Regions from separate parts of the Mus musculus genome. Here region 2 is linked to region 1. Evidence: chromatin loops called from intact Hi-C (ENCODE). Cell type or tissue: left cerebral cortex. All regions are shown on one strand. Each heading gives the region's core, and the rest is flanking DNA. Links, peaks and the distances in the headings are about the cores only.

The links. Peaks named below come from ENCODE experiments on the same cell type or tissue, not always from the same donor. Only the 100,000 strongest peaks of a DNase experiment are listed, where the experiment ranks them.
Region 2: a loop joins it to region 1, with 11 times the contacts of the local background. A loop is called at or near these places in 4 of 42 quality-filtered maps.

Annotation. Positions count from the first base shown.
Region 1 is chr9:113,481,890-113,497,064 of GRCm38, reverse strand. AU023762 (expressed sequence AU023762) reads left to right here. Exons shown (of 5, transcript NR_040760.1): 5 at 1-319. Among named protein-coding and RNA genes, the nearest start is that of Gm36540, 21 kb to the right of the region's middle. In left cerebral cortex, for the core only: a CTCF peak has its summit at 7,781; DNase peaks (open chromatin) are centred at 7,831, 8,226 and 10,175; H3K27ac peaks cover 6,110 bases.
Region 2 is chr9:113,334,254-113,349,428 of GRCm38, reverse strand. It overlaps Gm39436 (predicted gene, 39436), which reads left to right. Exons shown (of 6, transcript NR_165307.1): 5 at 13,721-13,945. Among named protein-coding and RNA genes, the nearest start is that of Gm39436, 17 kb to the left of the region's middle. In left cerebral cortex, for the core only: a CTCF peak has its summit at 7,211; DNase peaks (open chromatin) are centred at 6,259, 7,091, 8,381 and 9,172; H3K27ac peaks cover 6,799 bases.

The sequences.
Region 1 (15,175 bases), core at 4,214-12,213:
CTATCAGTATATAGAGACTATCCTTGATTTTGATTTTTTTTCAATTGTGTTGTGTACTTTCCTGTTAAAATTCTCACATATATATATTTTAGATTTACTCCTGGATATTTAATATTTGGGATGCTATTGCTAATAGTCTTTTTAAAAATTTGTTTTTAAGTTATTGCTGGCATTAATAAATTCAATTACTTCTGAGCATTTATCTTTAGTAATATTATTACATTTTCTTGTTAATTCTAAAGTCTGTAGATTATTTTGGGTTATTGTTGTGCATATAATCCTCTCATTTTCAGACAATGGAAATAAAATATTTTCTTCCTAATATGTTTTGCCTGTGTTTATTTTTCTTACTGAGCTGGTTAAAGCCCACAGAATGATGACAAGGAGAACCGTATTTAACCTTGTATTAGACTCAGAGAGAAAAGATGTCATCTCGCACTTTTGTTTGATGCTGAGACATCAGTTCTCATGTTAATCAGGGCCTCTGTTAGCTGATAGGAGAATCTCCATGTATTTGTTGTGCTGAAACTGCTGGTTCATAACCTTTGACCTGCCAACCCCTTGAGATTCAGGACGCTGTATTCAAGGTTGCTGTTTAGCCTGCGTTTGCTGTGTAGCTGAAAATGACTTTGAACTGTTGATCCTCATGCTTCCGCCTCCGGAGTGCTGGGATGAGGAGTGCTGGGATGAGTGCTGGGATGAGGAGTGCTGGGATGAGTGCTGGGATGAGTGCTGGGATGAGTGCTGGGATGAGGAGTGCTGGGATGAGGAGTGCTGGGATGAGGAGTGCTGGGATGAGTGCTGGGATGAGTGCTGGGATGAGGAGTGCTGGGATGACAGGCACGTTCCACTGGGCTCTGCTTGCTGTGCTATGGTAGTTGCACCCAGGGCTTCCTGCATGCTGAGCAGACGCTCTATAAACTGAGCTAAATGCCAACTCACCTAGTTTTAAGAACATCAACAGATACATTTTTAAAGATGAAATGTAAGAAATTTCTTAGATGACATGAATTAGCTTCCTTATTAACCATATGTGGCAATAATTTTCATTTGTCCTTTAATTTTATCCATGGCATTTAAAAACACTGCCTCATGGAGAAAGTAAATCATATATAAATTAGAATAGTGCAATAAATCTCATGTATCTGTCCCTCAATTACATCCATTATGTATAGTTTTATTTACAGGTTGCTCTGATTTTTCCAAGTTTTACATATATCTATAGGGCCAAATATTTTACAACGTCTTCAATTCTGTAGGATCTTTTGATCCATATTCTTTAGTGCTGCTTATACATATTAATATTTTTCTGTTGTGTTTTGACATATAACATCTCATTTAAGATGCTGTTCTCTATTGTAACACGGAGCTGGGTACATTCCCTGAAAGATTTCCATCTTAAGATGGAAAGAAATGCGTTTTCTCTGGGTGGGATGAGCACGTCTTATATTCGTTTGATCAATCTTCTGTAGTTCTTTTACATCTGTGACATCTCTATTTTTATGAACTTCTTGGCTGCTATGCTTTATTGCTTTTTGATAGCACAAAAATATCAGATGCTACAGGTTTGCACACAGCTCTATAGTGTATAGCTTCAATTTACTTATTAAGACTGAAACAAAATACTCAAAAGTCGATTATAACAAATGTGTGCTGACTTGGTGTTATTTATGTTTTTATTTTTGGAGATAAAACCTCATGCATCCCTAATTGGACTTAAGACCCGATCAACAAGCGGGAACTCATACCTAGCATTGGAAACCTAGCCAAATACCCAGAGTTAGGGAGGCCACAGATCTTGGAGGAGAACCTACAATAGCCACTTTACTAAACCATTGTAGCCCCCGACTACATTCCAAATAATTGACCTTTTACCCACAGGTAAGTGTAGTCCACACCCCTCAGCAAAGAAACTTCTTTTTGCAATTGACAGAGGCCATTACAGAAAACAACAACCAGTCAAAATGAGTTGCTGAGCCCAGTCCCAATGGACAAATACATCTACTAAACAATTCCCACATCTAAAGCTCAGGGGACACTGCGGAAGAGGGGCAGAAAGATCCTAAGAATCAGAGGATCAGGGGATGTGCTGTGAGATTGCATCTCCTAGGACTGCCAAAAGCTGCACCCACAGTGTCTCACCAATGCGACTGCCTGAACGTGAGTTGATCAAGGACACCACCAACAGACATGCTAATGCAAATGAGGGGAAGCTGGAGAGGCCTCAGCTTTCCACAGAGAACTACAGGTAGCTAAGAAGTGCTGAGAAGGGGAGAAAGAGCATCCCCTAAGGGAGAGCACATCACTTGGTTATCTAGTACCAAATGTCCAGTCCCGAAAACACACATAAAGAACATTATACAGACTGGGCAGGTTATATTTACATATTTAAAAATAGATATGCATGTAATGACAAGTCATGGAAAGAGAAGGTGTGAGTCGAGGGTCACTAGGAAATGTGTCACTACATTACTGCAATCTTACAAAACAACCTCAGGCTGTGGATATAGCTCAGTTTGAACAGTGCTTGCCTAGCATATGAAAGACCCAGGGTTCAATCTCCAGCACCACATACCCTGGATAAAAAAGAACATTAGCCAGAAGAGCATCCTATGTGAAGGCCCTGCGGCTGTAGCACAGATAACAGATAAAGGCATTGCTTATGCCATCCTCAAGGGGAGCTTTCTTTCTCTCATGGGCTCGAGAGACCTCTTGTGTTCCATTAATAGCTAAAAACAAAACCACACACACACACACACACACCCCACACCAAAACCGAAAGAAAAACCAGGTATGCGTGTAACTGGCTTGTTTGTGGCTTAGTTTTCCAGTGGCTCTCAAACCATCTCAAACCAGAGTGTATAGAGCCACCTCAGGTGTTTGTGAAGATAACAGGGGTAGTGGTGGTGGTGGTGGTGGTGGTGGTGGTGGTGGTGGTGGATCCTGAAGGTAGGGGACACAAACCTGTACGTATATCTGTATGTGTGTGAGTGTTTTGTCTCCATGTGTGCCTATGCACCATATGCATGCCTGGTGCCCACATAAACCAGAGTAGATGTTGAATCCCCTGAGACTGGAGTTACAGATGGTTGTGAACCACCATGTGAATATGGAGGAGCACACCTTAGTCCTCTGCAAGAGTAGCAATGCTCAAGGTTTGTGGTGTGAACAAACCTTTGATTTCTTGCCCCATTCCTATCTCTATTTGGCTTTCCAGAGGCTATGCATGAAGGGCTTTGTCTACTGGCATGAAACATGCATATTACTCATGCCTATAATAAATGGTACTTCATCAGTAATACACCAAGCCATGATTTGCAAGAATATCTTTTTGGCAGATTTAATGATTGCACTTTGATATACCGATCCCTCTATTTTTGCATAAGAGGGTCTTCGCACATCCTTGAATGTTGTAGCTTGAGGGTGCAGTGGCCCTGTATTGCTATCTGTCATGGCATGGTCACTTTGACTATCCAATGGAAGAACTTGTTGCTTAAGTTCTTACTCCTCACTTTCCAATATTTTTCTTTTCTTTTCTTTTTTCTTTTCTTTTCTTTTCTTTTCTTTTCTTTTCTTTTCTTTTCTTTTCTTTTCTTTTCTCTTCTCTTCCCTTCTTTTCTTTTCTTCCTTTTCCTCTTTCTTTCTTTCTTTCTTTCTTTCTTTCTTTCTTTCTTTCTTTCTTCCTTCCTTCCTTCCTTCCTTCCTTCCTTCCTTTCTTTCTTTCTTTCTTTCTTTCTTTCTTTCTTTCTTTCTTTCTTTCTTTCTTTCTTCATACCTTCTTTTATTTATTTATTTATTTATTTATTTATTTATTTATTTTAAACTTCAGATTTTATTCCCCTCCTTGTCCACCCTCCAACTGCTCCACATCCTATACTTCCTCCCTGACCCCCTGTCTTCACGAGGATGGCCTCACCCCCCCACCCTACCCCACCAGACCTCTAAACTCCCTGGGGCCTCCAGTCTCTTGAGGGTTAGGTACATCTTCTCTGACTAAATCCAGATCTGGCAGTCCTCTGCTGTGTATGTGTTTGGGGCCTCATATCAGCTGGTATATGTTGCCTGGTTGGTGTTCTAGTATCTGAGAGATCTCAGGGGTCCAGATTAATTAAGACTGCTGGTCCTCCTATATGGTCGCCCTTCTCCTCAGCTTCTTTCAGCTTTTCCCTAATTCAGCCACAGGAGTCAGCAGCTTCTGTCCAAATATCTGCATCTGACTCTTTCAGCTGCTTGGGTCTTTTGGAGGGCAACCATGATAGGTCCCTATTTGTGAGCGCTCCATAGCCTCAGTAATAGTGTCAGGCCTTGGGACCTCCCCTTGAGTTGGAACCCACTTTGGGCCTGTCGCTGGACCTTCTTTTCCTCAGGCTCCTCTCTATTTCCATCCCTACAGTTCTTTCAGGCAGGAACAATTATGGGTCAGAGTTTTGACTATGGGATGGCAACCCCATCCCTCACTTGATGCCCTGTCTTTCTACTGGAGGTGGGCTCTACAAGTTCCCTCTCAATATAGGCCATTTCATCTTCGATCTCTCTCTTTGAGTCCTGAGAGTCCCTCACCTCCCAGGTCTCTAGTACATTCTGGAGGGTCCCCCCAGCCTTCTATCTCCCGAGGTTGCCTGTTTTCATTCTTTCTGCTGGCTCTCAGGGATTTCAGTCCTTTTTCCCCACCCAATACCTGATCATGTTCCCCTCTCTGCCCCCATTTCCCCCTTTCCCTCCCATATCCTTCCCCACTTGCGATTGCTTTCTTCTCTCTTCCAAGTTGGACTGAGATGTCTTCACTTAAGTCCTTCAGCTTGTTGACCTTTTTGAGTTCTGTGGGCTGTATCTTGGGTATTCGGCACTCCACCCCCAAAACATTTACTTATACCATGCATGTCTTTTTTGGGTCAATCAGCAACCTACCGATTGGGGGAAAAAATCTTCACTAACCCCACATCCGAGAGAGGGCTAATATCCAAAATATATAAAGAACTCAAGAGGCTAACCACCCAAACATCAAACAACCAATGAAAAAAATGGGTTATAGAACTAAACTGAGAATTCACAACTGAGGAATCTCGAATGGCTGAGAAACAGTTAAAGAAATGTTCAAAGTCCTTAGTGATCAGAGAAATGCATATCAAAACAACCCTAAGAGTCGTCTACCTTACACCAATGAGAATGGCTAAGATCAAAACCTCAGGTGACAACACATGTTGGAGAGGATGTAGTGAAAGAGGAACACTCCTCCACTGCTGGTGAGATTGCAAACTTGTACAACCACTTTAGAAATGAAACTGGAGGTTCCTCTGAAAATTGGAAATAGATCTACTTGAACACCCAGCGATACCACTCTTGGGTATATACCCAAAAGATGCTCCACCATGCGACAGGAGCACGTGTTCCACTATGTTCATAGTGGCCTTCTTTGTGATAGTCAAAAGCTGGAAACAACCTAGATGTCCCACAATAGAAGAGAAGAATGGATACAGAAAATATGGTTCATTTACACAATGGAATACTACTCAGCTATTAAGAATGAGGACATCCTGAGTTTTGCAGGCAAATGGATGGAATCAATTTTTTTTTCTTAATCATTGGTTTAAGAAAACATCTGTGCTTGATTAAGCATCTAGGATGTGCTGTGCACTGATAGTTCCCCTTTCACATAGTTACCATCCATCCCTTTGCCTTCCTAGCCTCAGCCTAAATCTCTGTTTAAATATAGATTTTGCCTGGTTGCTTTCCACCAACTCTTAGAAGCCAAATACCTGTTTGGAAATGAGAGATTTGGCCACAGTGACCTTTGGAAATTCCTACCCAGAACACATACCTTGAATTTTCCTCGGTTACTGTTGTCTGTGCCATTGGCACATTTCAAGCCTTAGGGATGTGCTACCTGTGCACTGGACTACTTGTTGCCCAACTCTTTCTGCTCCACCCGTGCCCCATTGGTCCCAAGAAAGGATCTCTTCTAAATAGTAGTTCCCGATTGGCTAGCACTGTCTGCATCAACAACCCTTGGTCTCTCAGGCAGTGCTCGGTGAGTCCCGTCCCCCCCCCCCCCCCACCGCCCCTGCAGGAGATGCCTTTGCAGCTGTGCAGCCCTGGTGTTTACATAGAGGTGGCCACCACTGCTTCTCCTATAAGGATGAAACTACTTCACCTTAGAAATTGCAGTGGCTTAATAAATACCTAGAGACGGGAAAGATGACTCAGTAGTTAAGAGCACCGAGTATATGTGGGTTTGAGTAAAATGGCCCTCATAGGTCCATAGGGAGTGTCACTCCTAGGAGGTACCATCAGAACCCTCAGCTAACTCTCCAATACCATGTTTGCCTGCTTGTTACATGTTATCTGCCATGATGATAATGGACTAAACCTCTGAACTGTAAGCCAGCTCCAATTAAATGTCTGCCTCTATAAGGGTTGCTGTGGCCATGGTGTCTCTTCACATTGGTGGAAACTCTAACAAAGGCAGTGTATAAGCATGAACCTGAGTTTGTGTAAAGAGAAGGGTATGTCTACATTTGTGCTTGTAATCCCAGCACTGTAGGGGGCAGGAGGGCTGATGGACCTTGTTGGCCATCATTCTAGCTCCAGGTCCAGTGAGAGATCCTATCTCAAGGGAAAAAGGTGGGGAGTGGTGGAGCAGGAGAGTCGATGCTTTTCTGTGTTCTCTACATGTGAAAACAGTTACACACACATGTGGATACATGTGCATATATACCACATATGCAACACCACCACTAACAGCTACCACCAACCTGCACCAAATTTGTTCTTTATTATTATCCAACGCTTCCAACAAAACATATGAACAGTGTGCTAGTTACACTGTGGATGGGTCCCATGCATGTGTGTCCACCCAGTTATGGGTCTCGTGCATGTGTTTCTATCCACATATTCTTTGTACAGGCTTAAATAAAAAATAAGGGTAAGACTAGGCAGGAGCTATTTCATTTTTGTTTATTCTGAAGGTGGTCATCTTCTACCTGCACTCTTCTTTTCCTCAAGGTGCTGGTGGTATGGTGGAAAAGCAGCAAGTGGGTGTGAGACCCTGTTTTGAGAGGTGAGAAATGAGCACGTGACCAGAGTTTAGGCAATGAACCATGAGACTCAGTGTAAGCTGCGTGGGGGAATGAGCTGATTTGAAATGCTTGGTGTTGTCTCAAAGGCTAGGCTGAGGGCAAAGCTAAGCTGCCAGGGAGTGGGAAGGAAGAGAGTCATTTTAGTGGCAGTGGCTGGTGACCCCAACTTCACATCTGGCGCAACAGGAAACACACAGGCCGATATGAAGCCTTGGCCATGTGGGGGTGGGAGTGGGGGTGGGGGGTGGTGGTGGTGGGTGGGTGGGGGTGGGAGTAGGCTGCAAGAGCCAGGTTCTTTTTCTATGTAATTTATCAACAACAAAGAACCCAAATCCTAAAGTTTACATGATAGGTGGAAGGAAGTTCTGATTACTCACAGAGGTTTGGTGCTGCTTTAGAAAGACGACAGCGAGAAAAGCATGGCGACCTGTGGTATCTATAATCCTCAGGCTCAGAAGGCTGAGGCAGGAGGATTGTCATCAGTTTGAAGCCATGGGAACTTAGTGAGTTCCAGGACAGCCTGAGCTGAAGTGTGAGACCTTGTTTCAAATTGAACAAGAAAAAGGAGTTGTGAATTTTCAGAAATGAAATTTCAGTGTTTTTGCTTTATGATGGATTTTAATCTGCATGTGGCATCCAGCTCTTTGTGAATAGCTGAGCTCTCCAACAGCGACCCCCAGCGATATTGCTGGCCCCCTGTTTCCTTCCTTTGAGATTCAGCATTGCAGACAAAGATTACCATCACCCTGCAGATCCCAGGTCTAATACCTGCCACCCTCTCTGGAGAGCTGTGGGTCACATCCCCAAGCTGGTCCAATTGATTCCTACATAGGCATCATCAGAAAGTGGAGACTTGCTTTGGTTGGTCCTTGGTGTCATGCATACATGCATACACACATGTATGCACACATGCACACACATGTTCTCTAGGGATAACATACAGGAGAAAGCTCTACTTTTGTAGATCTTTTGGACTTTCTTTTCTCACTTCCCCTCTCCAAAAAAATAAAAAAGGGATCTTGATAAATTCGTCTTCCTATTTGAAGTGCAGAGTGAGTCTGTGCGTGGTCCTTTAAAAAGTAGACTACAACTTACTTATGCTCAGGCCATATGGACTCTGGAGTGGGCGTTTTCGGTGCCAAAATAAACTCCCTGGAATTGCAGCCATGCACAGTGAGGGTGGAGAGTCTTCTTGTCACCTTAGGAAACGAGTTTATTTTGAGCAGTGTAGAGTGGGTTTTTTCCCCATTATAAAACCAGTGCAGGCTTATTATAGAAAATTGCGAAAATGTAGAAATGGCAAAGTTTGGTCAAACTTTGAAGAGTGGAGGTAGAGTCTGGCTGATGGCTTCTGGTCCAGCACAGAGAGAAAAGGAGGGAGGGAGGGAGCAGGTGGTTGAGCACCTTAGGCTTTCTGGGCTCCACCTTGAGAAAGCCACACCCCCATCCTGCAGCTGGCTGTGAGATGGTTGGATAAAGGGGAAGAGAAAAGCCCCCACAGGCTGGCTGGCGTCGGAGATCTGTGCTCCTTCTCCAACTTCATATCACAATGACCAAGTTTCTCTGGTCCCCCAAACAAGCTTTCCACTGAGGAAAAGTGGGCTTAGCAGAGATCACTGCTTTCCCCTACATCAGTGTCTTGCCGAGAGGGTGTGAGAGCCCTAATGAAGCTGGAGAACAAGAGCGATCACTGCTTCCATCCACGGTGGGCTGAGGGCTCCTGCTTCACACCAGCCTCTGTGCTAGGGGAACACATGACACGTGTACAGGTGTGGTGCTGTACTTCCAGCCTCATGATTTAGTACACATGCATCCTCATGTATGACCGAGGGGAGAGTGGCCTGCGGTCACAGGACCTCAGGAAAGGCTGTAATCTTACCTTGTCTTGTGCACCAGATCCTCATCATTTCAGACCCAACTGGAGTCGACATCATTCTCTATTCATGTTGACCCTGAATAAGACCCTCTGAGTGTGAAGGACGACAGAGGCTTGATGGAGCTGGAATGGAAGCTGCCTGACTACTTTTTCCTGATACGATATGTCAGCTCTGAGCACAGTGTGAATGAGGATCCAGCCCAGGACCCAGACCCTGCCAGCAAGGGACCCCTGGGACTCTCTTTTCAACACCCCTTAGACAGCCAGTGTCCAAAACCGAACTCCACTTGTCTTCTCTGAATTATAAACCTCCCAGAACTTCCAGAAAGACTTTACTCAGGCCTTATGGTAACGTCTGCCCTTAGGTTGTCTGTACTATAAGCTATCTGGGTAAAGGAACAGTTGCCAATCTCGCTTTCCAGAAAATGGCTAGGAGGGGATTCATTTTGAGTGACTGGTGAGTAGACAGACTCTGGATGTGAGATGTGAAGATCTGTGGTGCAAATATTGTACACAGACACTTGCACACACATTTGCATACATACTTTCACACACCTTCACACATACCTTCACACAGACTCACAAACACACACACACAGACACTCACCGACATACACACAGGCACACACTCAGACATGCACACAGACATGCACACAGACACACACACACACACACACACACACACAGACAGACAGACACACACACAGACACACACACACACACACACCCCTTCAGAAGCTCAGCCCTGGAAGCTCTTCTTCATGGTAACCAGCATTGTGTCTTGTGATCACCACAGCACATCACCTTTGATTTCCCTTACTGGCTTTAATCTCAAAGACCTGTTTTCTTATCCCCCCAATATAAACCCACTTCAAAGTTCTACCATCTACCATTCTCATTGTCTCAGGCTGGGGAAGCCATTAGAACCTTTGTCCACTCTTGTGTTGAAAGGCTGTTTTGAGAAGGATGACCCCTGGGTTATTTCAATGTCTCTGGTCACCAGAATGAGGAAGGCCAGGGCTGACACCATGTTCTTGGCTTCAGAGCAGTCTCGAGTATAATATTTTATCCCAACAGTCAACGCTGCGTATTCTAGATTCCAGTTTTAGAGACTGGGTCCCCACAGCTGGGAGGAACTTACTGTTTTGTAGGCACAAAGATTTTCTTTGTTCCTTGTTTGTTTCCCCGGGGAAATGTGAGGCAGTAGTGATCCATTGCTGTGGGGTTTGGCACAAGGAAAGGGAGGCGAGGCTCTTCCATCTGCTTTTCTATGGTGATTTCATGCACGGGCTAGCTCTTTGTCAATGTGGCACAAGCTAAAGTTATCTGGAAAGAAGAAACATAATTGAGAAAATGTCCCCATCCTATCACCTGTAGGCCAGTCTTGATTAATGACTGACATGGGTGGGACCAGCTCACTGTGGGTGGGGCTGCCCCTGGGTGGGTGGTCCTGGGTGTATAAGAGAGCAGGCTGAAAGCCCCAGGGTGCACACCAGTAAGCAGTGTTCTCCTTACTTAAAGCAAAGTACATTAGGTTTGCCCTCCAGGTTCCTGCCTTTCTCACCTTGCCTTTCCCTGATGGAAGCAGGCTGTATGGAACCTATAAGCCCAGTAAACTCTTTCCTCCGCAAGTTTCCTTCAGCCATGATGTTTTGTTGTAGCAATTATAACCCTAACTGGGACCCTTCCCTTTTGTTTCTTCAAGCCATTCACAAGTCAGAGGCTTTGGTGAGAATGAAGTGGAGCACCGAGTTTGGTTTAGACACTGACAGAGAAAATAAAACAAGAGCCAAGCACGAGCTAGGTGTGAACTGAGCCTGGGGTTGCTCAGACGGGAGGGAAGGTCCCCAAAACCAAGCCAGCATGTCTACACCTTATGCCTCATCTAATCTCTGAGAGGAAATTCCCTATGGCAATTGTCTCACGTGGCTAATGGAGGCCGAGGCGTTATAAGCTGGCCTTTCAGAGAAACTAAACGTGGCTTTGTTCAGATCCAGTGGCCCCAGGACTGAGGAAGCCAATGGCTTAAAAGTCTGAGCTTCTGATGTTCAGGGAAGGATGAGAGAGGTGCCCCAGCTCCAGGATCCACCTTTACTCTACCTCTGTGCCATAAGATGCCCACCTACAATCAGTGAGGATGGGTCTTACCCACTCATGGAATCAAATGTCCATGTTCTGAAGAGACTCTAGTAGACATGCCAAGAAGCAGTGTCTTAGCAGATGTTCCAGGGTCCCCTGACTCCCAAGACTGCCTACCACTGGGGGTATAGCTTGTTTACTAAGGCAGACAGCAGCAGGGTTGACCTCAGCCAACTGCAGGTCTAATTTCTGGATTCTGTGCTTATCTGTATTAGAGACGTCATTGGAAAATTAGCCAATCAACCCTTATTAAGGGTCTGATATGGAAAATTATCTTCACAGAGGACTGCTCAAGAGGCTGTTGTTATGAACTGAGCGTTCCTATGCGGAGGCCTAACCTCCTGTTGGAAGTAAGGCCCTTGGGATATAAGTCTGTTTAGACAGGTTTATAAGGTGGAGCCTGCATGACAAGATTAGGCTACGTGAGAAGAGAGACAGACAATAAGAACCAGAAGACGACACCGGAGAGCAAGTCCTTCTCAGGATGCAAATTTGCCTTTGCCTTGATTACTTTGGATCTTCTTAGCCCTGTGGGAAATGAGAAAGTAATTTGTGCCTTTTAGGCCACCAGTGTGTGGCATTTTGTTGCAGCATCCTGATGTGTCTGAGACAGACACGTAGGCTTTTTTTTTCTTTAGGGCTTCTGTTCCCCAGCCTTCTCTTTGTCTTTCATTGTATGATGCTGACTGTCTGCTCTAGGGAGATGCCTGAGGACGGGGGTTCTAAACCTGTGGGGTTATCAGTCCTTTGAGGGTCAGATGGCTCTGTTACAGGGGTCAAATATCAGGTATCCTGCATATCAGATTAATTTTTAAAAGAAAACCATGATTCTCCTCTCAATCCCAGGTGGGGTTCCCTGCGAAGCTGATTCTGAAATGACCCTGGGTTTTAGGAGGCTGTGTATGGGACACTCTGGGATCCACATCTGTGGAAGGCAGAGAAGGAGATAGTTGTGGGCAGAGTGGAAGGTTGTGACGTCGTCTCAGTAAAGTCCATAAGAGAGGGCAGGGGAGATGGCTCCGTGGGTAAAAACACTTTCTATGCAAGCCTGAAGCTGGAGTCATCCCTGGGATTCATGGACTGAAAGTCGTCCTCTGACTTCCCATGTGTGCATGCACACACCCACACCCATACCCACACCCACACCAAATCCTCAGAAGATTCCACTGTGGGACCTTGGGCGAGGGACCTCTACTTACCAGCTAGGAGTCACCTCTCTATAGCATGTAGAGGAGTATTTAGTCTTGAGGGGGCATCTAGGCAGTGAACCACAATACCCAACTTACCCTATCAGTGGTGCCTTGTGGGTATCCACTGATCTGAGGCTTTTGTAGGACTGTGGAAGTTTCTTTGTGGGAGAATTTAGCTTGCATTTGCAAATGTTTTCCCCTTTGTGTGTGCTGGGTGTCACTGCCACCTGCAATTTAGGATCTCCAAATCATGGCTATCCTTTTAATTTTATAATTGCCTTTCCAGAATAATAACCCTATCCAGGTGTTTTGTATCACAAAACAGCAAGGGAAATTAATTTCAATTAGAAGGGAAAAAATACAAAATGAAGTAGAGATGTGGAAAGAAAAAAAAAAGCCTACACACATTTCTTTGAGTGTACTTCGTCTAGGTAATTAAATTCCTGCAATGTGGCTGAACCATTGGCAGAGGTGCCCTTTAGAGACTGACATTTAAAAACTGCATGGCATTGGAGAATCTGAAGGTGTTTTGGCTGTCCAGTACCCATCTGTAAGTAAGAAGGGGTGGAAAGAGCTGGAGGGGCAGGGAGCAAACTCAAAGGGAGGAGCAGATTCAAAGAAAGAAAGTGTCTTAGGCCAGGAAGATAGCTTAGTCAGTAAGATACTTAGAGGTTAAGCATGAGAACCCAGGAGGACCAACCCCTAGAACTCACATAAAAAATAAGTGACTGTCTGTCTGTCTGTCTGTCTCTGTGTCTCTGTCTCTGTTTCTCTCTTTCTCTTTCTGTGTACAATTGTAATTCTGGTGCTTGGGAGGTAGAGATAAACAGATCCTTGGGGGCTTGATGGCCATTTAATCTAGATTTGATCAGAGCCAGGCCAGTGAGAGATGCTGTCTTAAAAATTAAAAGTGGCACAGGCACAATAGTGGCATAATGATTATGTAGTTAACCAACCACTATATGAATTGTTTTGATGCCAACTCCAAAGAAAGGAACCCTTACCTGTTACTGTGAACATGGTCTAGAACTTGTGTTTTGGGAGGCCATAGGTCCTAGAGAGACCCCCATTGCTGTTGTTTCAGTAAATGGACATGTTATCAAATTGCCTTCTGCATGCTCATGTTTCTGACAAGAGATTAGTGCTGCTTTCAGCCTTCACGGACAAGATTCTTATCACTGTCAGGAGCCGTTAATGCAGAGACTCATAACTGATCAAAATGCCAAGAACAAGGGATGCTGGAGTGATTTGCCCTAATCAGGATGCTTATATAATTCTGTGTTCCAAGGCTCAGGGAACATCACAGAGGAGGGGTAGAAAGAATGTAGTAGTTGGAGGATAGAGAACTGTACCACATATACATACATACATACATACATACATACATACACACATACACACATACACATATATATACATATACATACACATACACACCTGCATACTCACATACACACACAGATACATACACACACAGATACATACACACACATATACATACATGCACACATACACACCTGCATACTCACATACACACACAGATACATACACACACATATATGATATATACACACATATATATACACACATATACATACATAACACACATACACAAATACATATATACATACATACACACGCATACATACAGAGATTCATACATACATGCACACATACATATATACACATAATACATGTATACACATACATACTCATATATACATACACACATACATAATACACAGATACATGCATACATACACATATATACATACATACACATATACATACACAGATACATGCATATATACACATACACACATATATACATATATACATACATACATACATACACACATACATAGACACATACATGCATACATAGATTCATACATACATGCACACATACATACATATACACACAACATACATATACACACATACATACATATACACACAGATTCATACATACATATACACACACATACACAAATGCACGCATACATACACACATATATACATACATAGATACATACACACATACATATACAGGTTCATATATGCATACATACACACATACATACATACATACATATACACACATACATACATAGATACATATACACACATACATACATACATACATACATACATACATACACACATACATATACAGGTTCATATATGCATGCACACATACATACATATACATACATACACATACATACATACATACACATACATACATACACATATACATACACACACACACACACACACACACACACACACTTCAATCTGTCATTGCCTATGTAGTGAGGTCCTTGGGCACCTTGGGGCCATGTTTTCCCACCTGCTATTCCCTTCCTGTTCAGGAGCAAGGCTGGTCTGCCATCTCAGCCAGGATAGCTATCATTGCTCATCATGGTTTCATCCAGCTTGAAGACATTAAACTCTTTGACATTTTGTTCATGTGTGTGTTTTAGGAGTATGCAGATGTGAGTGTATGTATTTGTGTTTTATTTTGCTGGCTTATTTTGCTTAACAAGATGGTTTCCAATTGCATCCATTTTCCTGCAAGTGCTATAATTTCCTTTGTCTTTGTGGTTCTCTAGGCTCCATTATGTGTATGTACCATCCTTTCTCTATCCAGTCATTCACTGGCAGGCATCTAGGCCTGTTTCTTGTCTATTATGAATGGCGCTACAGTAAAGTTGTTGTTTACCAATCTCTATAGTATGGTAGTTTATATCCTTAGGACATGCCCAGGAGTGTTATAGTTGGGTCACAGAGTAAGACCATGACTAAAACAATCATTTGAAAAGAAGAGAGGGATAAAGGGCAAAACCAGAAATTTTGAGGCAGAGTTTTTCCGGGTCATTTAAAACTGGAGT
Region 2 (15,175 bases), core at 2,910-10,909, 150 kb after region 1:
GATCCATCCCTTCTTTTCTCTATCTACTCATCCCAACCTACAACATTTTAATGCATTAGAGACAGAGTGCTTGAGTTACCTCTTAGCATCCTTGTCTTCCTACAGACCAAGCCTTTGAGATTTCAGCTTCCTTCATCAATGCAGACTACCAAAGTATATTCCTTAAGTAAAAGTCATAAGATGTTAGTTTTGATCCTTGTTACTAGAATGAGTCTGTTAAATTCTCAGTGAGAACTCAGTGAACTCCTTCACAGAAAGGTAGGCATTTGGGAGAGGCTACAGAGCTTCACATTAAATTCTATACTTGTGTTATCACATAAGTTCATGCACTTAACTACCTGCCCCCCCAACCTAAGACTCCAGGAGAGAGTCAGAAAACCAATTAACTTCATGTTCTTTTTCATAACTCACATACATCACCTGCATTCAGTATAGGCTTTGAATCTGGTTTATTATGGAGTACGGTGTTTTATTTATTTGCATGTACTTTTTAAATAATAAAGTTTATAAAATTAAAAACAAATCTTGGATTAAGTTGGTAGCACTTATCTGATTCTCTATAAACACTGGATTTTCTTGAGCCTATTGGTTGAGGCCTTGGACTTGTGTTAAATTATATCTCCCCCCCCCCCCCCCGTAGAAGGCACGGGGCTCCATTGAACTATGTGCTGGCCTAATCCCAGTGGATCTTAAAGGTATTCTTTGAGAGTGTCAGCTCCCTCATGAGGTGACAACTAGTCATGAAAATGGCCGTGAAGGAAGTGTGTGGGCTAGGACACTGCCCTAAAGTTTGTGAGACAGAGGCTCTTCTGGCCATGGAGATCTCATTGCTAATGTCAAGCAATCCTAGGTTAGGCACCTTTCACTTGGGCAAAAAACTGCAGAGATTCTAGCATGTAGCTATTACTCCATACCCAGTACTGGTTCTGTCTCTGGTTGTAGGTATGGAGAACTTATGTGTTACATCAGCCCTTCTCTTGCTATTGCTACAAAGCAGGATTCTGAGCAGCAAGTAAGAAAAACCCCAAGGACTTGCTTTGATTGTAACGTGAAGAGCTGGAATGTGTTGGCTTTCTAAGGAGCCGGGGAGAAGGTACTACAGGTCCAAAAGGATGCTGTAGGCATCCCACCTGAGCCCCTGGCTTCTATCACCAGGCCAACTTGATCCTAAACAGCTAGACTCCTTGTGTCATTGATTGGAGACTCCTGTGCTCTGGTTACTGGAGCTCCTGTGCTCAGTCCTGCACGTAATCTAAAGTGCTGGGGGAATGTGGGCTTTCTGCCCAGCCCCATGAAAACATCAACTGGCTACAAGACACCGGAGTGTGAATGTCCGCCTGCCATGCTCCTCCCTCCCAGGTTCAGGCTGAATGTCCTCTCTGTGGCAGCCTCCTGACTTTGTACCTTTGCTTGGTCTCCTCTTCCATCCTCTACTCCCCAACTGGCCTTCCCGGGGGAGTTTTTAGTTCCTCGTTTGTATGTAGTTTTAAGTCTTTGTCTGGCACTGAGCATCTGTAAAATGGAACTAAACTGTCTCACCTTCCCTTGTGTTTCTTAAAAGCCTTCTGAAGTAAGATTTGTTCCCATTTTACAGACAAGGAAACAGGCTGAAAGGATAAAGGGACTCTGCAGTTTGTGATTCTAATCTGCTTCTGGGCCCAGTATCTGTCTGTGTGCCCTGAAACTCAATTAGAATTTGATTTGGGGCGTCTGGAGGCCACATAGGAATTGCCTCCTTAATTGAACCACAGGAATTGAGGAGACCTGGGGTCTGAGGAACCATAGGCCCCCAGCTGATGGTACTTCTGACTCCTCCTCTTCTGCACACACACACACACACACACACACACACACACACACACACAGAGAGAGAGAGAGAGAGAGAGAGAGAGAGAGAGAGAGAGAGAGCTGCTGGATAAGCCAGCAAACTCTGCAGGGCCAGTTCTGTGCTCTACTTACTGGGAAGGCCCAGGGTAGATCAGGGTGCTTGACAGCTAACAGGCACTCAGACCACTGGACCTTCGATCGAAGAACCTAACATAGGGCAGCTTCCTTTATGAGAAAGCCTTTCTGGAGAAATCAATTAAGTCCTAATGAAGGGATTTTCTGAGTTCTTAAAAAGAATTGCAACACCTTGAGTCAATTTCTTACTGTCACCTACATCATGGCTTACAGCGACGACTTCAAACCGATGCCCCTCTGAGGTACGCTTGCCAGCCCCGTTAGCTGAGTCTGTCAGGTTCTTTACCCTTGATACATTTTCAGATGATATGCATATTTTAAGAGTCCAGTGACATCAATTCTAATTCTGGGGAATTACAAATTCTTCTCCCCCATTTCTTATGCAGAAATCTTCCACTAAAATTAAGCCTAGTCATTATACCAGACATTAAACATGAGAAACGGGCTGGATCTGATTGAACCACTCCAGAGGGGGCCAAACGATGGAGTTATTATTTTTAAATTGGGAACCGATATAGCCTTTTGTGTCTTGCTGGCAGTGATATTGGATATTTTTCTTACTTGCGTTTTTATCAAACCGCCCCAGAGTGTACAAATCCGGATCACAATTCAGACGGACATGATGGCCACAGTCCCTGGAACTTTTTTTGTTGAATGCTGTGTGGGTGGACATCGGGATTGGCGAGAGGCCCCACTGAGAACAGGCGGCTGCTGGGCAGCCTCCCTTTAGCCCCGCTCCACTAATGTCTCTCCCAGTGTGGGCTAGCGCCAGGCTGCTTCTGTTATGTACCAGCCCACGATAGATAATTGCCTGCCGGCTTTGTAATGCCTTAGTTCTCGACTGGAGCTGAGAACCAGGGGATGGGCTCTCGGTGTCTAGTAGCATTTTAAGTCATAACCACACAGGGGACTGAAGTGAGATCCAAAGGAGTTTATGGACATCACCGGATTGAACTGGATGCTTAGCACATTGACTCTAGGTTTTATGTAAATAACACATGGGCCTGGGTGTTACGGATAGATGGATGGCTCTGTGGCAAACTCTCACCAGGAGTTAGCAGAGCAGTGAGTTGTCTGTTTCTTCTGGTACTGAGGGTCTGGAATCTGGACAGAGCACAGCAGGGGTGGAATATCTTGGTTTCATTTGCTGTCTGCTGGGCAGAGATGTCCTCTGTTCTTCCACTGCCCAGTGATGAGGACAGAAGATAAAGCTGGCCGGAAAGGGCAGAGCAGCAGCTCAGAGAATGCCCTTGCTGGAGGGAGGGAGGATAACAGGAAATTCTGCTTCTCTAGTTCTTGTCCCTTGGCCTTGCCTGGAAGTTTTGTTTTACAGTTGGTTGTGAGCCACCATGCCAGGACTGGGAGTTGAACTTGATACCTCTGGAAGAGCACTCAGTGCTGGTAACTGCAGAGCCATCTCTCCTGCCTGGAAGCTGTACACGTGGACATGAACGAAACTGAGAGGAGAGGAGGCTACCACACAGCACATGGTCGACCAACTGGACCATACCTCACCCCGGTCTTTACCATAAATCCTTTAAAAATCTGGGGCAGCAGCGAGGGTATCCCATTGCCAGGACTCAATCCTGCTACAGAAGTGCTGCTTTCTGTTTCTCTTAAGCCCGACCTAAGAATCCACAATAAACTTCTCTTTAAACCCCCCTTCCCCTTTATGGTCTGTGTATTTCATCCTTTGAATTCTCTAGACAAGGACACAAAAGCCACCTGTCCTAGTGGCTTTGGAGGACACTGAGTTTTACAGGACCCTAGACCACAAGCTAAGTTTATCAAGAGCCAAGAAAGACTCCATTGCTGTCAAAGACACCTTCAAATCTCCTGCCTTAACTACGAAGGTTCTAGTGGCTGGGGACAGGCTGCAAGGACTCAGCTGGGCTCACAGCTGTCTTCTGCTTTGCTGTGTGGCTTCAGGGCCCCTTCCATCTTCACAGACCACTCAAGATCAGCAAGGTGTGAAATCTCTGACAGGGGAGCTCAGAGCAAGCAAAGGAGCACAAAAGCAGAAACCCTGGAAATGGCATGTATGTATGTATGTATGTATGTATGTATGTATGTATGTATGTTTTAAGTGTGTAGGTATTTTGCTTACATGTATATTTGTGTATTTTGTGCATGCCATGCCTGTAGAATCCAGAAGAAGGCATCAGATCCATGGAACTACACAGTTCCATGCAGTTACTTGCAGACAGTTGTTTAGTTGGCATGTAGGTGCTGGGAATGAATCCAGGGTCTTCTGGGAGAGCAGCCCATGCTTTTAACCATGGCACATCTCTCCAGGCCCCTGCTCCGTTCTGCTTAGAACAGGCACAGAAGCACCACCAGGGTATTCTTCCAGTACCCCCACGCATCAGTTCATAATTAGTGGAAGGGGACTCTGCAAAGGTATGAGGTATGGAAGACATGGCCTTCTAAAGTCTGCTGGTGTGTGAGATCCTACTCTAGGCAGGATCCTTATAAAACAGGACCAGAAAGCAGTTGGTACAGGTCTCACACTCCTAGTTTGAAGGTGTCTCAGGTCAGCTGGATCAGAGATGGAGGAGGAGACTGATGAAGGCACCGAGGACCAGTGGCTAGACCAGAGGCGTGAACACTCAGCCAGAGATGCCGAGACCAGGCTGAGGCAGAGACTGATCCCCATTATGGGATGGCTGGTCTGAGATTTAGCATGTTTATTTTGTTCTTGCCTTCAAATAAAGCAGCTTGTAGATTATCTCCTAGGATCATGGTAGACTCACAGTGAGACAAAGCATGGAGGTATCAGATGTGAACCCAGCCCATTGCCTGGTACATAGCTAACATGGGAGACAGGTTGCTGTAATTGCCATCAGAGTAATGGTGACATTAAGGGGCTCAGTGTTGTGGTCATGGAGACTAGTGCTGGGGGAGTTGGGATGAAGCCAAGGAAATGAACATTTCCCGACTCCTTGACAGGCTCTGCACCTGGCATCTCCTGTTCTCTGCCTCTATGCATGCCCATGGCCTCTGCAGGAACAACTGAGTTTAAAGACAAGAAGACCTTTGGAGGGATTAACAAATTCATACTCATAATGGTCAGGTCTGTCTGCTTCCTCCCTCTCCACTTCTTCCCACAAAGAAAGGCAAGCTACCATAGTGTTTTCAGGTGGACAGCAGTCTTGGGACCAGCAACGACTGTCCTGCTGTGCCTTACACACTGACTTCAGCTCTTGTTAAGTTTTCAATCTGAATGTCCCCAGCAGGTGATGCTCTTTTGGGAGATTGCAGAACCACCAGGAGGTGGGACATAGCTAATGGAAGCAGGTCACTACCCGTGGGCCTTTGAGGATCATAGCTCTGCCCCTGGGCCCTTTAGACCCTATGCTTTTTGATCTATGGTGTTGTGAGGAACCTTTGCCACACTCTCTGGTGGCCTCGAATGAAGTTTTCTGCTATGTCTTCCTTTCTGGGATGGATAGAAATCCCTTTGGGACCATGAGCCCAAAAATATTCCCCCTGTGCTGCTTAGGTTTTTTGTTTTTTGTTTTTGTTTTTGTTGTTTTTGTTTGTATGTATGTTTTGGTCAACTTGACATAAACTAGAGTTATCTGGGAACAGAGAAACTCTGTTGAGGAATGTATCCATTAGATTGGCCTGTGGGCAAATCTGTGGAGTATTTCCTTGATCAGTGATTGATGTGAGAGGGCTCAGCCCACTGTGGGCGGTACCATTCCTAGGCAGGTGGTCCTGGGTTGTATAAAAAAAGCAAGTTGGGCAAGCCATGAAGCAAGCAAGCCACTGAGCAGTGTTCTTCCATGGCTTTTGCTTCAGTTCCTGCTTCAGGTTCTTTCTGGAGTCCCTTTCTGATTTCCTTTCACTCTGGGCCATGGTGTAGATGCATAGGTCAAGCTAGCACACTCCCTCAACTTGTTTCTGTCAGGTGTTGTGGTTGCAGCAGTGTGAGAGTGTCCAATGCAACCCCTGATGCCTTAACTCTGGCCATTTGCTTCTTGACTGTGAAGTGGAAAGCACCCATCTTGCTTCTCCAGAGCCTGTTGAGGGCATTCTGTGGGGGAGGGCTGAGAAGTCATTTGCAAATGCCATAGTGCCCCATGGATGTTGGCACTGCTTTAGAACATAGGTTATCAAGTGTTATTGGATCTGGATAACTGAATAACCAATCTGCCCATGAATTTATGTATGTGTGTATGTGTATGCATACATGTAGGTATCTATGTATCTACCTACCTCCCACCTACCAACCATGTGCTCTCTGCTAATGTGTATTCTACTAATTCAGGGATTTTCAGAATAAGGAGCTTTGGTTTTCTAGAAAGCCCTCAGGAAGGGGTGGGGGAGTTAGGGAGTAAAAGTGCCTGCTCCAGTGTGGTGTGTATAGTGATGTTTTTCCTATGGAATGTCCCCCAAAGATTCCTTAGGTATTGTTTCTCCCATGAGACCTTCAAGAGCCTTTACTAGCACAGCGGAGCAGGACCTAAGCATGCGTGTACTGGCACAGCTGGTCCTCCTTGCTCATATGTTTTCATTATCTTCTTGTAAATATCTCCCGCCTGAGGCCAAGGGAGGTCAGTCCAGTGATGGATAAAATGCTGATTTTTACATCCCTTCCACTGCCGGCTAAAGATTCAGGAATGTTTACCAGCCTGCCGGTTGAACTTTTAGGCTTCTCCAGAGAATAACGATTTAGCTGCACATGTGGAAACGTTGTCATTATCTGTTTAGGGCTGACCATGGGAGAACAGTGACCAAGGAAGCTGGAGGGAGTTGGGCCATGCCTCTTGCTCTCGTTTTCTCTTCCTCTAATTTACCCTGGGTCTGCCTCTCCCTCCTCCTCCTCACAGTCCAGCCGTGCAGCTGCATTCATTTACACCCACCAGTTCTGCCCAAATCTGCCATACAGGGAACTGAAGGGCTTGCAGCCACAGACTCATTTCCTAGGCAGTGAATTGTAATAACACAACAGGACGGGAGTCTTGATCTGGCGCACACTCCTTGGGTTTACCAGAGGTAACAGCATAGCTTGGGAGTCTCTCTCTCTCTCTCTCTCTCTCTGTGTGTGTGTGTGTGTGTGTGTGTGTGTGTTTAGTGGGTAGGTGTCAGTACGTGGGCTCTGGGATGTGTCTCGTGAACACCAGCGATGAAGAGCATTGACAGCACTTGCTGCTTGGTAATGAGATTCAGTGTTATAGGACTGTTATTTTTAGGGTTTAAACTATGAAAATCTCGTTTCCCCACTAGAGGCCTCTTTTCTGTCATTCTGGAGCACACCAGGTGAGAAACCCAGTGTCATCTTTGAAAGTAATAACAGATCACAAGTTAGCGCATAAAATACTGCTCTTGCAAGTCTGGTTGACAAGAGTGAGCTTAAAAATGGAATTTTGGGTTGGGACAAGCAAGGAATAGACACAGGAAGATAAATTTGAAAGTACTGAGTTAAATGAGGACAACGGGGGGCAGAATCTTGAAATGGACATATTCCTTGTGGCAAATCAAGTATCCATGCCCATTGCAAGTCTGCCTGCCCATGTCTGTCTGTCTGCCTGTCTATCCATCTATCCATAGTCATCTTGCACCTATCCTTCCATATGCCTCTCTGTGTGTATGAGTTGCCACTGGGTATACCCTACTGTACACCTCTAGGTGGTTTTGGTCTAAATCCCCTCCCTCGGTCACCTTTACCTCTTCATGCTCACACATACTTCATATTTGTCTGATTCCATGAGTAGAACTAGTAAAATGATTTTGTGTAGGTTTGGAAGCCTTTCTGGTTTGGCAATATGGGCTCTTGAGATAGAGGTTTCGATTATTCTATATTCTGATCCTATCAACCAGTGCATCAAATGTAGCTACTTAGAAAAATCCAGAAGTTTGATCATGGAGGTGCTCATGGCTTTGATGACAAGTCACATGTGTGATGATTTTTGAATGTGCTGCCTTGTGTCAACTTTTCTTAGGAGGACCAAACTTGAAAGAGGAACCCTGTCTCGAAAAAACAAAACAAAACAAATAAAAAAGTCAGCACCAGTCTCTACCCAAAGGCCGGCTCTGTCAAGCTTGTGTCCCCAATCAGAATGGACGTTCTTTTCTGTCTGCCTGATTCACCCTGGCCACAACTTTCTCACTATACTCTGTTTCTTGGGTCAAAGTGGTAGAGCCAAGCGTGACTTCCTGTTCACCTCTCAGCTGGTGTGCCCACTTCCAAAGCGATTCCCAGAGTGTGGCTCCTTCTCCTCTCACTGCTCGCTGTCATGATTACTTCAGTTGCTTCCTTACTGGCTTGTTTCTTCAGCAGCCTCCTTGCCTGGAGCTGTCCATGCAACTCTTCAAAATCCTCGGGGGTGCCACCACGTGGCTGTTTCCAAATTCTCTGAAGACTCCTCACTGAACACTTTAGTGCTTTGGGTCTGCCCATTCTCCGCCTCCAAGGGCAGCAAAGGGAGGCTCTCTGTCCACACTTGGCCTCCTCCTGACTCTCTGACTCACTGATTCCCTCCCACCTTCCATTCTCCCTGCCCACACTGTTTTCTTCCCCAGACGAGAGTGCTTGTCTGGCATTCCATTTTGTTTCTATTCAAATGTCACCTCCTCGGAGAGAGATTATCTTTGAGGATTTGAAATAAAGCACCATCCCTGGGTCCCATCCTCTCTGCACTGCTTCTCTTAGCCTGCTTGATTTTTTTTTTCACAATGGTCGTCATCTTCTGACATCCTATGCCTATGACTGGTTTCTCTGAAGGCAGGGTCAGCTTCCTGAGACAGGGGACTTTTCTTGGTCAGCATTATCTCCAGTGGCTGGAACAGTATCTAGCATGTACAAGGTGCTCATGAATTATTTGTTAGCCAAATGAAGGTTGGTGAAACGGCTCTGTGGGTCAAAGCAACTGCAGCCAAGCTTGACGACCCATTGGACTTATGTGGTTGGAAGGAGAGAACTGACTGACTACTCGTTAGCTGTCCTCTGACTTTTCCATGCACTGTGGAACTTGCACACCCACACACATGAGAGAGCACACACATGCTCGCGTGGTCCATACACACAAATAAACTAGGTATAAAAAATATAAATGAACAAATGAGGGTGTTGCTGGTGCTTTCTACAATGCCTTTATACATTATCTCTAGCAGTCATGTTGTTCAGATGCTGCTGGACGAGCAGTAAGGAAGTGCACTGAAACAAAACACGTTGAAGGTGGGATGATGCTCCTGATGACTCACACACTGAGAGCTCCTTGATCGGAGGAAGTTGCTCAGTAGAGCAGCTGGTAGATGGAGGATCCTGACAGGCACTGAAAACCAGAGACAGAGCAAGAAGCATAAGCAGAGACCATGGAGGAAGGTTGCTTACTTACTTCAGCCCACTGGCTTTCTTGTGGAGCCCAGAACCACCTGCCTAGGAATGGTGCTGCCCATGGTGGGCTGGGCCCTCCTATATTAATTAGCAACCAGGATCATGACCCCTAGACATAGCCACAGATGAAGTTGAGCTGGGAAGTTCTTCAATGAGGCTTCCTCCTTCCAGGAGTGCCCTGTGTTGTGTCAGGTTGACAAGAAAAATTAAACAAGATGCCAGGTGACCTATAAAACTTTCTTCTGGTTTTAAGTTTGCTATCATGGTGCCAAAAAAAATTTCTCTGTTTTCATAGCACCTTAAAGCACATTTCTGTAAGGGATGGATAAAGGAAAGGTGGGCTTCTTAAAATGATTGGCAGTAGAATTTTATTTAGTCACAAGGGCAAAATAAAATTACGAACTTTGCAGGGAAATGAGTGGACCTAGAAAGCATGATATTACAGGAGATGATCCAGGCTCAGAAAGACAAATAATTCATTTTTTCTCATATATGGATCATAGCTTGACTATAATATATGTTTATCTAGGTGGCAGCGAATGTAGGCTGAGCCTAGGAGACCAGAAAGGGGCCAGAGAGGGGGCTAAAAGACGCTATCAGAGAGGGTAGGTAGGGAAGACTATAAAAAGTAAGATGTTAAAGTGAAGAATACAAGGGCCAAAAAGATACAGTTGAGGGGAAAGAGAATGTGTTGGGGCTAAACAAAATTGACGTTAGGGAAACTGGTTACTTTGTAGGCTAATTACAAATCAATAAACAGATCATTCTGGAAGAGGGGGGAGGACTGTAAGAGCTAGAGGCTAGGGAGGGCAGTCTGCTGGTCTTGACAAGGCTGCTGTACTTATGAACTCACAGCTACCCACACAAGGTCAAGCCTGACAAGCTTTCCAGCATGGACAGGAGCCTCACTGACAGCAGAGGATCTATAAGCCACCGAGGGCTGCTCCTCCAGGAAGGATGGTCGCTTTCCTTCAGAGATGAGGTCCCTGGAAGGTTGGTCATCCTCCGTCCAGTGTCAGACCCCACACACATACACAAGGTCAACATTAACTGGATTCTGTGGCTAAAAAGAGGACGTGAAGTTGGGAGGGAGATGTGGGTGTGGAATCTGGGTGGGGGTGGGGAGTGAGGGGTGGATATGATCAAAATCCCTTTCGTACACATGTGAAATTCTCAAAGAATAAATATATAGTTTAAAAATAAAATTAAGATCAAGTGACCATAGGTGTGTGAGTTCAACCACCAAACCCAGTCACTATTGCAGATGCCAACAAGATTTTGCTGACAGGAGCCTGTTATAGCTGTCTCCTGAGAGGCTCTGCCAGTGCCTGGCAAATACAGAAGTGGATACTCACAGTCATCCATTGGACAGAGCACAGGGTTCCTAATGAAGGAGCTAGAGAAAGTACCTAAGGAGCTGAAGAGGTCTGCAGCCCCATAGGAGGAACAACAATATGAACTAACCAGTACCCCCAGAGGTCCCTGGGACTGAACCACCAATCAAAGAAAACACATGATGGGACTCATGTCTCTAGCTGCATATGTAACAGAGGATGGCCTAGCCAGCCATCAATGGGAGGAGAGGGCCTTGGTCTTGTGAAGTTCTATGCCCCAGTATAGGGGAATGCAAGGGCCAAGAAGTGGGAGTGGGCGGGTTGGGGAGCAGGGGCATTGTATAGGGGATAGGGGATTTTCAGAGGGGAAACTAGGAAAGGGATAATATTTGAAATGTAAATAAAGACAATATCTAAAACAATAAAATTAAAAATATTATAAAATAAATGTCTGATGACTGCAGAAAGGGAAATGGCTGTGAACTAGGGAGACCTTGCATTAGCACATCAAGGGCTGGAGCAGTGGGCCTTGGGCCTTCTGGAGAATGTGCAACACACACACACACACATACACACACATTCTACGGCGTTGAACCCTCTTTCCTAATTGTCCCCAGTAGTATGGATATGGGTTGTCATCCTCAATGAGAAATTTCAGGACTTGAGGGATGAATGACCCATCTTTAAATTACTCATGGCTTAAAATAAACCTCATATTTGGAACCATGAAAACTCAAACTTGTGCCATGATTCAGATTCAAGGCTCTTTATGAACTATAAACTAAGTTTATCTGGTTTTGGTGCTGTTCTGAGATGGTCAGAGGCTAAACTATGGTTTCTTCTTCTTCTTCTTCTTCTTCTTCTTCTTCTTCTTCTTCTTCTTCTTCTTCTTCTTCTTCTTCTTCTTCTTCTTCTTCTTCTTCTTCTTCTTCTTCCTTCTCCTTCTTCCTTCTCCCTCTCCCTCTCCCTCTCCCATTTTTTCCTCTTCTTCTTCTTCTTCCTCTATTTCTTCCTCTTCTTCCTAATTTCCTCCTCTTCCTCCTCTCCTTCTCCTCCTCTTTCTCTTCCTTTTCATCTTCCTCCTTTCTTCTTCCTCCTTTTTCTTTTTTCTTCTTCCTTCTTTTCTGCCTTCTCTTCCTCCTCTTTCTTCTGTGATAAGGTCCAGAGTGGACAAAGTCACATGTCATAGCAGGGCACTTAGGCCTCTAGGGCTTACATGGTCATGTGATTGTGATTTGCTAAGAAGGCTTTATCAGTAGCTATGGTGTGTATGAAAGAGATAGTGGGGTAGACACTGCTCTCAGGAGGAGGCAGGCTGACAGGGGATCTGGTGATTTCTAGGGATGGTGGTTTAGATGTCACCAGAGGGAGGTGGTAAGGTATTGACTGACATGCCACAGCCTAGATATGTCAATTCCAGGCCTAAATGTTGTGCTTACCCTTGACCTCATGTGAGAAGCTGGTCCTGATGTGAGTTACCCCGTGGCATCTGGCTGTCCTCTGTCAGTGATTACCCTGTTAACCAATGCCAACAGGTTTCAATGGAAGTTTTTCAGAATAATGCAAAAATGTAGCAGAAGGGTTGACAAAATCCAGATTGTCTCAGGTCTCTGGTCATCTGATATGTCTATGCTCATTAAAACTCTGCCTGAAGAGCCCTAAGTCTCAGAACTCAGGTTGACAAGTTCAATCCTTTGTATGTAGATGAGTGTGAGAGAGACTTAGGTATGCCTGTCTGTACTAGGTGAGCTGTAGAATGCTTTTGGCTCCCCATACACCTCTGACCCTCCTTCTAGATAGCAGTAAGTGTCTCCTTGGATTACCCAGGAGATTCTGTATCCTTTGGGGGTCATATTCAACTAACAGGCAGGGATACTTAGATTTGTATTCAACTAACAGGTAGGGATACTGTGTTGTCTTAGTTTTTGGAAAGCAGTCTTCAAGGGAAGGTTTTAGGCATGATGTTTTATTTGGAATGAAAAAAGTGACTTGGTTGTGGTGGCTTCTACCTGTATCTCAAGTACTTGAGAGGCTGGGGCAGGAGGATTGTGAGTTTGAGGCTATCTGGTCTATGTAGTAAGATGCTGTCTGAAAACCATAACACACTTTCAAGAGTGGGAAATGCTAGGGAATTAGAACTTTCAAAACAGTCAAATAAAATAAGCCACTACCCATGCTTGGTGGGAGTGGTGTTATGTAAACATAAGAAAGGAAGAAAAGCTTTCTTTTAAAGACAAAGCTGGAACAGTGAGATAGAGAGAGGAAGGCAGCCAAGAAAGGATGCGTTAACAAGCCAATGTTCCAGCTTCCTATGAGAGTGACCAGACCCCATCCTCAGGGACATTCTGGGAAACAAAAAGACTACAAGCCCCAGGCTTTGCTCCCTCTGGTGTTTACATACCCACTCCTGCCAGTCATGGGTTGGGGCTTAATTTATTTGACTGTTTTGGAAGTAAGACAGTACTTCCTTTCCAGCATGTCACACTCTTGAAGGTGTGCTTTCTTGAGGAAAGTCCACCAGCAAGGACAGCTGGAAGTCCATCTTGAAGTTTAAGAATGGAAAGGGCTTGGGATTATGACTGGAGCACAGCACCCAATTTATGGCTTCAAATAATAGAGGTATGTCGCTTGATTAGTCCTCAACCAAAGTGAGCCTACGGTTGTGTTCATGGCTTCTTTTGACGAAGGGTTTTCTTTTGCATCATGCCATCTGTGATGAAGAGCTTTAACTGTCAACTTGATACAACTTAGAATTACATGGGAAGGGAGTGTCAATGAGAGACTGTCTTCTTTGGGTAGGTCTATAGACATACCTATAGGGGACTGTCATGATTAATTGATTCAGGAAGACATAGCCCACTGTGGGCGCCATCATTCTTAGAGATGAACTGAATATGGAGCTGAGCACTTGCAAGAGAGAATGTATGGGCACATTCCTCTCTGCTTTTGATTGTGGATGTGATGCGACCAGCTGTGTGCTGTGACTTCTCAACAATGGACTGTAACATTGAATTGTGATCAAAAGCAGACACTTTCCTTCCAAGTTTCTTTATGTTGGGGTGGTTTGTTGTTGTTGTTTCAGCATCAGAAAAAAGACTGGGACTCCTTCCTTATGCTAGACAACCAAAGGAAAGAGAGCATGACAGAAGGGCCACCATTCAAGTCCAGACATTGCTGTCTTCTGAACCCAGTCCACACTGCCCACCACTCAACCATGATCTACGTAAGCCAGTTGCATAGAAGTAACTGATGTCAGGAACATCCTCCTCGTCCATCTGGTTGACAAGCATCATTTATAATGGCACAGGTATGTACAAGAAGACACTGAACAATGTGGAGACCAGGAGGAAGTGGATATTAGCAATCTCCAACATAAACATGAACTTTTCTCTGCCCGGGAGTAGCAGCCAGTGCTCCTTAGAGAGGTGGGTACCTTGTGCAACATCTTTTTACCTTATGATGGGTGAATGAGCCAGAGTTCCTGCAGTTCTCAATTCTAGTTGCTTCCTGGAAGGATAGATTATGAGTAAGCAGTCTCTGGATTGGGAGTCATCTTTATTCAAGGGAGAGAAAGAAGGAAGTTAAAAGTGGACTTGCAAGAATATAATGTGGTTTCCAGGTACAGCCTGGAAGCCCCAAGTTTGTTTGGTGAGAAACTCTGAGAGGAGGAGAGCTCATGGCAAGGTTTATGCGTTTCTGTATTACTCTGCTGTGATTGAGATTGCCACAGCAGCACTGATAACTTCATACATTGCTCCTAAGAGTCAGTCTCTGCTCTGGTGTCTGTAGCGTCTCATAGCATGATTTATGATTCACCAGTGTCAGTGGTGTTTTAAGTACCCTGACAGAACATGGAGTGTGTTGGAGGAAGCTCAGTGTGTCAGAAGGATCCAGGTCTCAATTTCCTACATCTGACCTGCTAACTGCATGACCTTGAGCCAATCGCTTTAATGCAGGCACCCATCTCCCTTTTGTAGAATGTGGACAGCTACAATAAACATCTGTATTTCTTGTCACGATTTGATGAAAGAATAGTTTAAATTGCTTTGTCCTAGTACACTCCCTGCACACACGAATGGAATATAAATTAAAGGAGGACCACGTTTGTGTCTTTAAATATTCCAATTACTGGTTCTCATAATGTCTGAGGATTATGAGGAGTCAGCCCTAGTGTTTGTTAGTGTGGTTTTCCTAATCTAACTGTGAGGCTGAGACAGGAGGGTCACTTAAGCCAAGGAATTTATGTCCAGCAACATAGAAAGATCCTGCTTCATTTTTCCTCCAAAGTGGGTATAGGCAAGAGAGTCAGGTTTATCAGAGGACATGCCATCACCCTAAAGAGTCACATCTATTCTGCATTTGTACCATGTGCAAATTGATGTCTGTTTCTGGGGTTTTTCGTCCATGTTAGTTCTAATTATCTTTCTGTTTGCTTAAATGTCAGTCTTTGTTGTTTTGTATTACAATAGCATTTCCCACATCTCAGCATCGTGAATAATAACCCACACCCACCCTATCTTTCCACTTTCTCTTTTCT